Linked DNA regions of Mus musculus: region 2 is linked to region 1. The links are chromatin contacts, found by Hi-C or POLR2A ChIA-PET in ENCODE. All regions are on one chromosome and are shown on one strand. The core of a region is the stretch at or near the end of the contact, and the rest is flanking DNA. Distances in the headings are between cores, read along the strand shown. Region 1 overlaps Nfib (nuclear factor I/B). Region 2 holds the start of Nfib (nuclear factor I/B).

Region 1 (6,729 bases), core at 857-3,356:
TCTCTGTGTAGCCCTAGCTGTCCTGGAACTCACTCTGTAGACCAGGCTGGCCTCAAACTCAGATATCCACCTGTCTCTGCCTCCCAAGTGCTGAGATTAAAGGCGTGTGCCACCACTGCCCAGCTCCCTCCATAGTTTTAAGAAAGACTTTGTGTGTGTGTGTGTGTGTGTGTGTGTGTGTGTGTGTGTGTGTGTACTGGCAAGTGTTTGAACATCACCTGTTTTTAGACTTTTGGCGTATGAGGATTAGAGAAATGAAGTTTACTGAGTTTACAAAAGTAAAATAAAAACACAGGTGAGGGTTGGCGAGAAGTAAGAGGCTGCCTGATTTATTTGCTTTTAGCAGTACTTCATATAGCTGCTTGGGAACATGGCATTTGCCTCCTCGGCTGCAGCAGCGGTTCAGTTCCTGGTCTGCAGCGGAGGAGAGGGTCGCCCTGTCTCTTAGATCAACACACATAACTGAGATTAAGAGACTGAGGATTTATGTGCACAGACATTATCCTTGGAGGTCATGCTGGTGACTGGGATGGCTCAGGAGCTGCTACCGAGCCTCCCTGTCCTGGCGGAGCTCCCTAGTCATGCCCCACAAACCCGGTCTTCCTTGTTTACTGCAACTCCAATGATACATCACTATTATTTGTCTTATTACAACTGTGAGATTGACAGTTGCAAAAACTCTAGAACCAGTATGAGTTTAAGTGTGTTCTCTGATTAGAGTGCGTGAATGCTGGCTGACGAGGAAGTTGACATCAGATATATGGAAAATGGTGAGCTCGGGAGTCCTCAGTTAGTATGAGACACAGGCAGAGTTGCCTGTCTGGGAGCTGAGGGGTCCTGCTGGAGGCTTAGGCCCCAGGAAATGGTTTGGAAGGATCAATAGCAGGGCCACAGCATCCAATCTGAGGCCACTCAGCCAGATTTTGATGACATTTTACTCATGGGTTTGTTTTTTTTTTAATCAAAGGTCCTGTCAGACTTACTCTCCAGGAAGAGTTGGTTTCCTCATGAGACAATGATCGAGAAAACAATACTCTATTTATCTCTTACCTAAATAATGTTTTCAAAAAGTTCACTGCATTCATTTGGCTTTCTCATAAAATGAGTTCCTTGAGCTATGGAGCAGGCCTGGCTTCCTCCTTGTGTGTTTTCAAGGTTATTTATTATCCTTCTAGATGCTGTCGGACCGGTAGAGTACCTGCCTTTACTAACAGTTAGGACTTCCCTCTTTAGTCTATGAATTTAGACAATTTATATGCCTCCTGGTATATATTTCTCAAAAGTTGTGTGATCCTCTCGGCATGCCGGAGATGCGTTGCTTTTTAAGTTCAAGCCTAAATTTTCAGTAGAGCCAGCCATAGCAGTGGATACTCCAGAAGGGAGAGTGAGGAGCAGTTCTTCCTTTAACTGCAGCTGTTAGAAAAAACAAAAGCAACTCAGACCAGCACAGAAGTAAATTTACTTAATTAGGACTAAGGAGTGAGGGTGGGGCTCTAGGAAGGCACCCCTTCTGACAGTAGGGGCTCTTGGTTGTTGACCTCTTAAGCCACTGAGAGATTCTGAAAAACATTACAGAAGACTGTTCTTAATATTACATGATATCTTTGTGTATGTGTGTACATGTTTATGTGCGTGTATTTGTGTGTGGATGTATACACGTGTACGTGTGTGTATGTGTAAATGATGCCAGAAAGAGAAGGAGAGAGTAAGATTGCATAGGAAGAACTATCAGTAAAAATAAGTTTTAAAAAAGAATATTTGCATTTGCTATTTCTTCCTTTCCTATCCTTCCTGTAGATCAAGAGATCTGCAGGAGCATCAGACGTTTGGACATACCAAGTTAGCTTTGCAGACTAGTGACCATCCACCTACGATACCTCCTTACATACTTGGCAGATAATGTTGCCCACTGACTGCATCTCGCACTAGGGCCTTATCTGTCTCTGGGCCTCAGAGAAGAGGACAGAGGCTGCTTCCCTGAGCTCGGTCTTGGTGTATACCATTCTGCTGTACTGTGGTGAACCGGGTCAGACACCAAATCCTGGCGCTCTGCCTCCAGGGAGGGGACTTTTCCTTTGCAGCCCAGAGTCAGGAAACATGAACATTTGTATTTTCAAGACCACATACCGATCGCTGTGCAGGAAGTGGTGGAGATGGGTGCTGGGACTGAGAATACCTGGGAACTGCTGAGTCTCAGCTACCCGTTCTGGCATGCTTTTAGAATTTCAGCCTGAGAGTAACACTGATACGTGCTTAGGGGTATTTGTACAAAATTCTTTCTTTCCCTTTCAGGATTGGACAGACCTCTTGTTCATTCTACTTAATCAGCACAACCATGTTCTGTGTGTGACTGTGTCTTGGGAAACACACAACGGTCTGTTGCCAGATACTTCAGTTGTGTTTCCTAGGGATACCTAGCATAGTAAAGGAATTTAATAATTGTGCAAACCAGTTGTTAAAAAGCAACTCGAAAGTTATTTTCAGAGGGAGAATATTTTCAGTCATTAACTCTTCAAGGCTGCTAGCTACCTTGGACCTGGCCTTCCTGGCTTACAGAATTCAGGTCCATTCAGGCCTCACTATGTGCGGTTCCTACAGGAAGAGTGTTGATAAGGGGGGAATTACAAGGTGTGCATTTGAGAAGAAGGCCCTGCCTTGCAGCACAGTTGGAAGTGGAGACAGGCTGAGGCCTCTGAACACTGCTGGTTGCTTACTGATCTCATCGCTGGCCAGGGCTGGCATCCCTGCTTTCCTTGATTTAGAACTGACACTCTCAATATAACCGGAACCCACTTTTCGTCCAGGCTGACTAAATCTTCCAGGTTGGCAAAGTGGAGTGTCGGGATTCCCATTGTTATGTTTATCCTGGATTTCTATCTTAAGTTGTGGTTAAGTAACATATTTACATAAATCAACTCTCAGAGCTGGACTCTAACACAAGCCTTTTGCTGAGAGGAAAAACTAATTGTTTTGTTTCCTGAGATTTGCTTTCATTTTATATAACAAGCTCAAAGGAAGTAGAAGTGTTGTATGGTGTTGAGACTGAACTATCCTGGATTTTGCTTTTTACAACAGGTTTATTTTCTCTCTCTCTCTCTCTCTCTCTCTCTCTCTCTCTCATTCTCTCTCGCTGGTTGCTGCTGCAGCCTATGGATGCTGAGGAGGTAAAGTGGAAAGGACAGAGGCTAATGCTATTAGCACAGTGGCCACATGCTTTTCCAGGACAGTTCCTGTTTTCTTGTTTTCTTCGACAAAGGAACCAAAAGAGCTGTCTCTGTTATAAAGATGTTACAGAAGAAGGCCGAGGCCTTCAGTGTACAGGTGCAAACACTTTCAACAGGAACGTGTTAAAATGAAAACTACTCGTGATTCATGCAAATATTTTGCAGATGTGATTTCATTAAAATCGATAGCCCAGAAAAAAATTTTAGTGGTTATCTTTCTATTAATGAATTCATGTTTAGTTTAAGCTAACATATTAAAATGACACATTTCTTCTAAATCATGGCACAAAGCAGATGGAATGGGGGCTACCCTATCTAGAAATCATGTGCTCTAGTTGTAGGTTTCTTCAGCACATGGAGGAGAATGAGATGTTAGAAGCCATTGTAGGTTCAGAATCTACAATGACAGCCTGCTGGTTCCTAGTGTGAGATATTATCTGGATAGTATTGATCATGAACTGCACTGGGAGATAATCGGACTCTCAAATGCTATTTTTCTTTTATGGCCACTGATTGGTATTTGCCTTTCAACAATGTTATTATTATTTACTCATGTTTTTAAAAAAATACAAGAACTTCGTGACAAGTTTTTCTTTTCGCATTTAATGTGTTCTCTTACTAAATGTATTAGCATCACTAAAGTGTACCTAAAATGTACATTTTAATGCAAGTGAACCCAAAGGGAAACATCATCTACCCTGGGTGACAGTAGAGAAGGACACGGGGTCCCATTCATTATGAGCAGGATACTTTTCTCCGCAGCTTGATTCTGGAAAGCATTTTGGTTTGTTTAACAAAATTCTTACTGAGATTTAAAGTGTACCCCCAAGGTGCCCTGTGCCCTGTGCCCACCTTGCTCCATGGAACGACAGTGTGGTAGTGCAGCCAGGCATGCGGTCCCCTTTTCCTTGGCATCCCTTTGAGCGGCATAAGATCCATATTCTAGTCTCTGAGAGGTGGAAGTGTGTCTTGTCCAGCTGAATCTTTTGGTCTGATTTTTTCCCCCCTGGTCCTAATACATGTTTATTCCTACATGCGACAGATCTGCAGTCGTGTTTTCTTTCTGAGTTATAATGACTCAGATGTCATAATTAATCTGATGAGCAGGTGGGGTTATTAGCCCTGTGCTTCACTTGCTAATAGCTCCACAGTTTTTCTAAAGTACTCTTTCAACTAAGGAGGCATTTCTTCACATAGAATAAACAGTACAGCACAAAAGCCTCAGTTAGATAACTATCCGTGGGCTTGAAAAGCTGCCAAGCAGATGTTGTTATTGGAGCTGGCCCAGGCGAGATTGGGCCAGGCAGATGCTCATGGGGAGGGGAGTAGGGGGAGCAAAGGGGGAGGAGAAACAAGTGAGTGGAGGTTGCAGGGAGGAGGGGGGTGGTTCTCTAGGACCCTGACACCAGGTTGAGACAGATGGGAGGTACCTTTGTGTCATATGTGTTACTTCCATGCTTGTGACCTTTAGGCAGACACAAATGAGGGTGGGATGGACGAGGGGACCCTCTGCAAGTATCCACATGGGAGTGCTCATCCAGCAGTCGGAGACTCCTGGTTTGCATTAGGGGGGCTGTGTGCAATTTCTGAAGGGCCTACGGAGACCGTGCTTCATACCTATCCACGTATGTAATGGACGTGACATTTCCCAGAACACACAGGTTTCTCCTTTATTGCTCTAAATTAGGTTGTGCAAACTTAAGACAAAAGGCTGCTCTGTTTCCCATCACCCTTTCTATAATTTTTCTTTGCACATTTCCCACTCTGGATTAAAATGGTGCAAAGTAACCGCTTACTTTTCTGAGTTTAAAATGAATCTTGAGGTCTGTCAGCTTTCTATGAAGTAAATGTGTGGAAGGTTTTTTTTTTTTCCTAAGCTGATCTTGTTTTGGTTCTCTGCCGTGTGTGTGTGTGTGTGTGTGTGTGTGTGTGTGTGTCTGTGTGTGTGTGTGCTAAAGCTTTTTAAAACTCATCTCTCACTCCCCTTCACTAGATTAAATTCTGTAATCTCATTTTTCTTTGAGCTGATCTCAAGCCAATGGTCTGGGGATTTTATAGCCAAGGGATAATTTTTGATAATGGGCTATTAAAACACTTGCATGCCTACCCTGTCTTTCAAATTAGTGTGTGCAGATCGTCTTTCTTGGGGTGGGGGTGGGGGGAGTCCTTCCCTTGGCAATAAGCAACTGATTATGCTGTAAGTAGCGTGAAAGCTTCCTGGAAGGTTTGTGCCGGGTGCACAGGTACCTTTGAAAGGACAAATAGCATGGTAGCTGTGGCAGGAGCCGAAGCACTGCCCAGGGGTTCTCTTCTCCTCATGGGAGGGAAAGTCTTGTTTTCTCTTATCCAGACGGGCGTAGTGTCTCAACACCAGGCCATCTAATAGTTTACTTAGTGATGGAAGTGCAGTGTCTTGAGACAGTGGTGTGAGGTCATGTGGTTTTTTGCTGCTGTTTATGGTATGCATATTAATGGGTTAAAAGTGAATAAATCACAGGATAGAGGTCAGGCAGCACCTGTATAAATAATGAGCTTGCCTTTCAAAATATGTAATGTAAAATTAATCAAATATGTGTAGCTCGCCACTTAAATTTTGTTCTATTCAATTAAGCTTCCTTTTCCTCCTCTAGGTTGTTTTTATCGTTGTGTTGTGTTTTTTATAATGAAAGGATTAAAGGAAAACTCATAGGTCCTGAGAAAGTACACTTTCTTGTCAGTATTTGGTTTGAGTGTGACTAGGATTTTGCTAGCAGAAGAGTAAGGTCAATATCTTGTAGTTAAAGAATGCATCTGGCCAGGTGTGGTGGCGTATGCCTTTAATCCCAGCACTCGGGAGACAAAGGCAGGCGGATTTCTGAGTTCGAGGCCAGCCTGGTCTACAAAGTGAGTTCCAGGACAACCAGGGCTATACAGAGAAACCCTGTCTCGAAAAACAAAAAACAAAAACAAAAAACAAAAACAAAAAACAAAAACAAAAAACAAAAACAAAAAACAAAAAAACAAAAAACAAAAACAACAACAACAACAACCCCCCCCCAAACCCAAAGAAAGAAACAAACAAACAAAAAGAATGTATCTGGTTCATTTTTTTAAAAATAAAAACATTTATTCATTCATTCATTCATTCATTTATTTAATGTATATAAGTACACTGTCACTGTCTTTAGACACACCAGAAGAGGGCATCAGATCCCATTATAGATGGTTGTGAGCCACCATGTGGTTGCTGGGAATTGAACTCAGGACTTCTAGAAGAGCTGTCAGTGCTCTTAACCATTGAGCCATCTCTCCAGCCCTCCCCCCACTCATATATGTTGTTGTTGTTGTTTTTAAACATTACATTTATTTGCTTTGATTTTTTTTTTAAAGGGGAAATACACCATGGTGTGTATATGGAAGTCAGAGGACAACTTGTGGTTGGTTCTGTCCTTCTACCACATGGGATCAAATTCAGATCGTCAGGCCTGGCAGCAGGGCGCCTTTACCTGCTGAGACATCTCACTGG
Region 2 (7,166 bases), core at 3,235-5,734, 39 kb before region 1:
ATATATGCAGACAAGCTGCAAGTTTACTCATCCAGATAAAAGGATGTAGGGTTTTACTTTAAAGGGAATCTATTGAGAAAAGGTCAAGCCTGCAGCATCAGCAGAAAAGATACACTGTGTATGGAACCTCTGTGCTGTGCACACAGCCAGGCAACTGTGACAGAAATTTTGAAACTCCAGAATAAGTCAGACAAAAGTTTCAGGCCAGCTGCTGACTCTGTAGCCCGGGACCAAATGATTTCAAACTTGGGAAATCTCTCATTGTGCTGGATTCATTTCTGTGGAGAAATTGTGACCAGTGAACCTACATGGAGGCCTTTGGACTGGTCCCTGTTCCCATTCACAGTGGTAGCCTGCAACTGTGTCCCGGATGCAGACCTGCTTAGTGGGATTTCTTTTTAATACTTAAGTACAGGCATTTCAGCAGCGGCATTATTAACAGCGTCATTTTTTCTCATTTAGTTTTGTCCTCAGGGGAGACCAAACAGCTCCCAGAGGAGGGAAGAAAAGTCCAAGGTTATTTATTTAGTTGAAAAGCAAAGGACTGGCAGTAGGTGGGGGAAACTAACCAGTTGTGAACTCTCCAGTGGGGAAAAATTGCTCCCCTAATTTGACAGTAGTAGTTTAAGGGCTCAGAGAGCTGCGCGTGAGTCTGCAGTTCCTATCATGCACAGGCAGTCTTAGCACTTGCTGGCTGTTTATATATGCATTTTTTGGGTGGGTGGGGGGGGGAGGGTTTTGGTGTTGTGACTAGTGGATATAAATCTATGTTTTTCAGGCTATCCTTGGAGGAAAGAAAGGTCCCTGGGTATGACACAGTGGACACCTGCAGTTCTGCAAGCTTGCTTCCTGGGGTCAGAAGGTCATCTGTCTCTTTTGTGTTTAGCTTTTAAACCTTGATACTAGCCATGCAGCTATGGGATTGTTGAACCTCCCTGCAAATCACATGCAAGAGATAAAAAATAAAAGTAGTGGGGTACATTGGAAATGACAGCATTGTTAAGCTGGGAGAAGCCTTGCTTGAATTTGCCCAGGCTTTGCAATCTGTCTCTGCAGTTTCTTTACAAAGAAGAAAGAAACAAAACAAAACAAAACAAATCAGTATCAGGAGATACCAAACTCCTCTCTAGAGATCAGAGAAAGACCTAGACTGGGTAACAACGTGTATTTTTAAATATACAGTTAGGTTTTGAAAACCCATTAGAAGCCCTGACTTTTCTTTTAGAATTCAACAAACTTTCTGTCAGAAAAGACAATTTCCCCTAATGTGGCAGCAGAGAATAGTCCAAGGAGATGATTAGGAATATGGCAACAGATCTCCCTGTTGTTGAGAGAGCACTTCACAGGCAGGTTTTGAGATTAATGTAGGTGGCCTTTCATGGCTCCCAATGCAAGAAAGGGAGAACAGAGGGACCAAAGTGTTTTTTTTTTTTCCCCATTTGACAGCATCAGAAACTTCTGCAGAGCAACTTGAAGCCTACTTTTATAAAACATAGATACTTTGTAAGCTATCCTTTCTATCTGTCTCCTTGGTGTTTCTCAAAGTGAAGGTGGCTGACAAGTGCAGAGGGAAGCCAGAGAAAGCAGAGGTCTCAGGAGGTCAGATTTCCCAGGGGGCATTCTCTTCGGGTTCTTCCTGGGAAGGCCCATAGTAACCTGAACTTTGGGCAGGCGGCAGAGCTTGAGGCCCATGGAGTGTCAGCCTTCCTGACTCTGACTCCAAGGTCTGAAAGTCAAACCCTTCCACACCCAGCATGCCCCCTCCCCCCAAGGCCTTCTCTCCCGGATATCTATTGTTCAGTCTTTGCTCCTTTTTGGTTTTCCTCACCACACTGTTATTGCTTCTTCCGTTGCTTTTTTTCCTTGGAAACAAATCAAAACCCCAAACTACAAAACATCCCCTATGGCCATCAGCGTGTACCATAGCCACCATCAGCACTGTACAAACACAGACATGGGACACCTGAGAGCGAGCCGGGCCTCTCCGGGATGGGCCTGGGGGGCCTGGAATCTTGGGCTCTCTGGGTTCTTACCTGTGTCTGTCGCTGCTTCTCTGCCCTGGCGCTCTGCAGCTTTTGTGAATTCTTCTGTATAATGGTGTCAATTTTTCTTTTTTAAGCTTGTTTAGAAACTTTTGGATGCAACCTAGTTTTAGTGGCAAAGTAAATGGGTTCTGTTGGGAAAGAAAACTAATAAAAGGGAGAAAAGGTAGGGATGTCTGGAGACACTTGCCCAGGGCTCAGCACTGGGCCTCTTTTGCCAGGGGACAACGGCTGTTTCTGGGCTCTGGCTGAAAAAGAGTGCTCTCTGGGTGCCAGGATTTCGCTGGGGGTGGTGTAGTGAGGAGGGAGGGAGGGAGGAAGGGAGGGAAGCAGAGAGATGGGCGCTGGATTTTTAAAGAGACCCCGAAATAATGGCTTCTGTAAGAGTCCAGGCATTCAAAGAGGTGTGTTCAAGGACATGAGTGCATTCGCGCCAAGGGGAATGTCTTTTATGGTAAATTAACTCCAGTTAAATTGAATATTTGTTCAAAGGGAAACTCCAGTAGTTAAAGCTGGTATTATCAGTGGAGCGTCCCCGCCCCCTCCCGCAGATTCTGGGGAGGGTGAGAAAAGGGATGCAGCTCACTACAAAGTGATGCTTTGGGATTGTTCGTTTTTATTCCCCCCCTCTTCCCGTCCCGTCTTTCTTTTAAAAGTTAAGATGAGGTTGCCTAAAATTTATGAGAGAAGTGAGTATTTATTTGGATTAACCCCGACTGTCACCTCCTTTCATCTATAAAGACTGTCAACTTTGTCCCAGCTTTTCAAGAAGAAGAAATGACCAGTACAAAAGAAATTAACGTTGTCAGAACGCTAACTAGAGGATTTGCCTAGCGGGGGCACGGAGGCCGCTCCCCGTGGCGCGTGCCCTAAAGGGTTAACTCGCCCCGGTTCTCACAGTTTCCCCCGACTTTACCTGTCCTCCTAGACCCGCCGCCCTCCCCGCCTCCCCACCCCCTGCGCCTTTCTTCACCAGGCTCTTGGTTTACAGGGGCTGCAGCTGGTAGACTTGGCAAGCTCGCCTCATTAAGAGCGCTTTTTGAAAACGGACTGTGTTTGAGCATTTCCCTAATGAGGACAGGACGGGGTTAAAAAGTGACCATTTCATGGTTGACTTGAACCTGCCTACTTTTCTTGATGTGTCGTTGTGAAATGCTTGATGTGGGTAACTTCCACTTGGGGAAGGAAAAAGTCACTGGTTCTTTCAGGTCCGCTGGGGGAGGGCACGGTGGTCAGGAGTGCGAGGACTGGAGAAAGTTGAGGGGGGGAAAGTCCAGGACGCGGGGTGGGAGCGGGAGGCCGCGGGGGGCCTGGAAACGCTCGGCGGCCCCAAGCTAGGGCGACATGGAGCCCCGGGCGCTCACTTTTCTTTCTCCATTGTCTGGGGCAGCCTTTGATTCCTCCATTTCCCCACCCACCCCTAGCGGAAACCCGGAATTTGGGGGGCGGTGTGTGTGGGAGAGAGTGCCCGCGCGAAAGGGGGTGCTGGCCGGTCGCCTCCAGGGTCCCGGGAATCAAGTTCATTCACTCGGCGGGGGGCGGGGCGGGGAGCCGGCGGGAGCCGCCGGGGAGACCCGCAGCCGCACACGCACCCCGCGCGCTCCCGCCCCGCAGCCTCGGGCGCGCCGCGGCCCCGCCCTGCCCGCACCCCCGCGGGAAGGGAGCCGCTTTCCGCCGGCGCCCCGGGCTCTGGGGGTGGGGATTGGGACGCGGCCAGCGCGGCAGGAGGAGGAGGAGAGGAGGGGCGAGCGGTGGCGCGGCCTTCCCGCTCCGAGCGCGGCCACGTGCACCGGGCGCCGGGGGAGGGCGGGCCGCTGCGGCGAGGCTCGGGGGACCCTGGGGACCCCGGCGCCCCTCTCCGATCGCCAGTGCGAGCTCCGGGCTGGGCTGCCCGCCGCGCCCCGGGCTCCGCGCCCGTCCGCTGCAACTCCAGGAGGCCAAGTTCACTCTGGCCCCCGCCTCCACCCTCCCTCTCCCTCCAGCCGCCTGGGGTGCTAGAGTCGGCGCCCTAGCCCCGGCTCGGGGCGGCCTGGGTGTGAGGGAATTTTCCATTCGTTTCTTTCTTGGGCCCAGGCCGGTTCAGGGCTTCTCCCCTTAGGATGTTCTCGCGTCTTGAGCGTCTGCAGCGAGCAGTGAAATAACCTCTCCCTGGGCGGGTTTTCGGGGGTAAACGAAGAGTGGCAGAGAGAAGAGCTATTTTTGAAAAAAGAAAAAAGAAAAGAAAAGAAAAGAAAAGTCCCAATACTGTGGCACCGGTCTGATACCTTTAACAAATGAGGGGGAGAGACGCGAGGGCTGGGGGAGGCGCGCGGGAGGAGGAGGAAGGTGGGGGGCGGGGGGTGTGGAGAGGCTGGTGCAAAAGGAACGCGCGTTTGCAGGAGGAGGAGGAGTAAAGCGGTGATTGTGTAATTAAATAATAAAACAATCCTTAAGTCTGATTTGGAGAGAGCTCGAGCGGGGTCCAGAGGGTGGAACCGGTGAATCTTTCAACTTGCAAGTTTTTCAAGGAAAGAAAGCGAGAGAGGGAGGGGGAATAGAGCCCAGGACAGAAAAGAGGAGTTTGCAGCCAAGCGGGATCGATCGTTTGGGATTTTTTTCAGGAGGTCCTTCCGATCCTTTCCGTGGGCTGTGGCCAGCGGCACCGGCAGCGGAGTCCACGCGCGGCGGGTCAGACCCGGGGCGAAGCGGGCGGGCGGCGGTGCGGCGGGGCAGGAGCGCAGCAAAGGCTTTTCCGCCCGGGAGCTCCGCGCCTGCGCCCCCTCCCTCACCCCGGCCTCTCCCTGCTCCCCCCCACCCCCACCCCCACCCGGCCCTCTCCTGCGCGCGCCCCGCCACCCGCGCGCACTCGCTTGCGCTCCCCCTCGCGCACACACGTGGTCGGCTCGCAGCAAAGTTTCGCCTGCGATCGCCACTCCCGGATCCTGCTGCAGTGTTGGCGGCGGTAACCTTGAACTTTACCAGCGCGGTGACACATTCTCCTCGCTTTCCCCACCGCCTGGCCTCCTGCGCCCCCCTCCCCGCCTTTTTTTAAAAAAAACATTTCACCACCCACCATCACCCCAATCCAACCCACACCGAACCCTCGCGCACCCCAACCCCCAACAACAAACAACAACAACAACAACTGCAAAACAGAAAACAAATCCCCTAAACCAGGCGACCAGCAGCCTGCACCAGCGGCGGCAGCCTCGGAGAGCTCGGCCGGCGCGCGCGAACCGCAAGAGGGTTAAAAGTGTAGATTGGATTTCACCCCGGGAAATCTAGCTCGCCGAGTGAACTTGAATCTTTGGCTATTTAAGGAGGACTGGGTTTGTTGCGAAGTTGCGGTGAACCGGCGCAGTGCCCCGTCCTGATTGATCGCATCGCTGGGCTCAGATGACTGTAAAATGAATAGATGAAATCCTTGCTTCTGGAAGATTTTCTTGGGCATCTCCGGGAAAGTGCGTTTTAAGGCGAAGTCATGATGTATTCTCCCATCTGTCTCACTCAGGTACTTATCTTGGTCGCTTTCTCGAGCTTTCTCTGGCCCCAGACGCCTTTGTTGTGTCTTCTTGCTCTTGTGCTGCAGACCCTCAAAGGCTTTGCCTAACCTTGGCACACCCTGGTCTTCCCCGAGAAGTAGTGCGGAGTTGCGGTGGGCTGTGCGGGCGGCGTGGGACCACGGCTGCCGTGTGCGCCCATCCCAGCGCCCGAGCGGGGAGAGCCGGCACCGGGCGGGCGAGGCTGCTGGGGGTGGGCAGGGCCGAGACCTGCGGCCGTGAGCCCCTGTCCGCCCCTAAGGAGATTGCGGCGAAGGCAGCGGCGGCGGTGGTGGCCGCGGCGGCACCCTCACTCCCTGGCCGGTGCGCGTGGGGCGGACTCCGGCTTGGGAGCGTCTGTAGATGGACTCTTGGGCAAGGGGCTGAGAACTAGGCTTGAGCGCCTTTGGACTCTGCTGCCCACAGTGGGCGGGTGACGCCGCCAGTCTAGGTGGTGGTCCAGAGGACTTATTACTTTGCGTTTTGGGGTGCCTAAAGTCCTGTTCTACAGTGACCCACATTTCGGGTTTTTAAAGACCTCACTTCAGAGGCGATCTTTTACGCTGACAAGAAGTTGAAGTGTTTGTGGTGAATTTTTAGGACTTTTAGGACACGTTTGTTTTAAAAGTGAGACTTGTTCATTTGATGATATTTGAACATCGCTCGCAAGGCATAAAGTAGTATCAGAAAAGTGAGATTTTTTTTTTTAACTTGGAAATTTGCCTTAAGGAACAACGTTAGGAGGTAAAACACTGTCTTTATACCTAAAAACCCAAACTAGTTTCTATCCCTTCAGTCAGATGGTAAAATGAAGAAGTGGTCAGATCTAGAGACTTACCTGGGGCGCTTTCATCCTTTCATGGATGCCCGACGAACTCACCAACTGATGATAGCTTAAACAGCCTAGTCCAGAACTGTTAATTTACAGCAGTTAATTCAACCTTGAAAGTTATGGGACAGTTTACTTCCAACTTTTAAGAGTATGAGTCTAGATTGGGTCATTGAAATTTTTCATTGACATTGTCAAGAAAGTGAAACATAATTGCCTAGTTTTGGTTGTCTTAAAGTTTTAAAAATCTAAGATTATGAGGATGCATTTTTATAATGAACAAATAATTAAGATTTCAATTGTATGACAATTAGAAACCATTGTGATTCAAAAGGACTGCGGCATTCATAAATTGTGAATGAAGATGAGAACAACGATAAGGGGCATTCAGTGATTGGACACAGCCCTGTAGCTTTTTGGCTGACACATTTTTTATTGTTTATATTTTGTTTGGCATCTGAGTATGATTAACTTAGATATGGCTATTTTAAGCAAGTAAACGTGCACTTTAAATTTAACAAAACTGGAAAAATGGGTTGTTTGAGTTATTTGTATTTTAAAAGCTCTGAATGATAGTAACCCACGAATAGGAAAGGACTAGCTCAGGTATAGCACATCGCCTGTAGTGTTAAAAGTTTCTTTTATTTATCTATCTGCGGGCTTTTCTTTTTTTTTTTTTTTTTCCATCTTTTTCTGGTAAACCATGAACATTTCTATTCTTTCTACATTGTGATCAAAGGAAACAGATTGAAGTAAGCTTTTCCTTCACAAAGTATG

Evidence for each region. Hi-C counts contacts between places; a loop is a spot of excess contacts on that map. ChIA-PET counts read pairs that join two places held with the same protein, here RNA polymerase II (POLR2A).
Region 2: a loop to region 1 is called in a map of heart, with 2.5 times the contacts of the local background. The contact joins the promoter of Nfib here to the enhancer-like site in region 1. A Hi-C loop is called at or near these places in 5 of 37 maps with a recorded cell type or tissue (adrenal gland and heart). POLR2A ChIA-PET finds 5 or more read pairs at or near these places in 3 of 5 experiments (Patski and embryonic stem cell).

What each region holds. Positions count from the first base shown.
Region 1 is chr4:82,462,273-82,469,001 of GRCm38, reverse strand. All of the region lies in intron 2 of Nfib (nuclear factor I/B), which reads left to right. It also overlaps 2310067E19Rik. Among named protein-coding and RNA genes, the nearest start is that of Nfib, 40 kb to the left of the region's middle. Within about 2 kb of position 2,106, at least 1 of the 3 ENCODE cell types and tissues checked has a DNase peak (open chromatin) inside an H3K27ac peak, as active enhancers do; it is heart, where a contact is called at or near this core.
Region 2 is chr4:82,503,097-82,510,262 of GRCm38, reverse strand. Nfib (nuclear factor I/B) reads left to right here and starts at 4,484. Exons shown (of 12, transcript NM_001113209.2): 1 at 4,484-5,532. The coding sequence starts at 5,503. Gm11266 (predicted gene 11266) reads right to left here and starts at 2,274. Exons shown (of 2, transcript NR_137202.1): 1 at 2,034-2,274.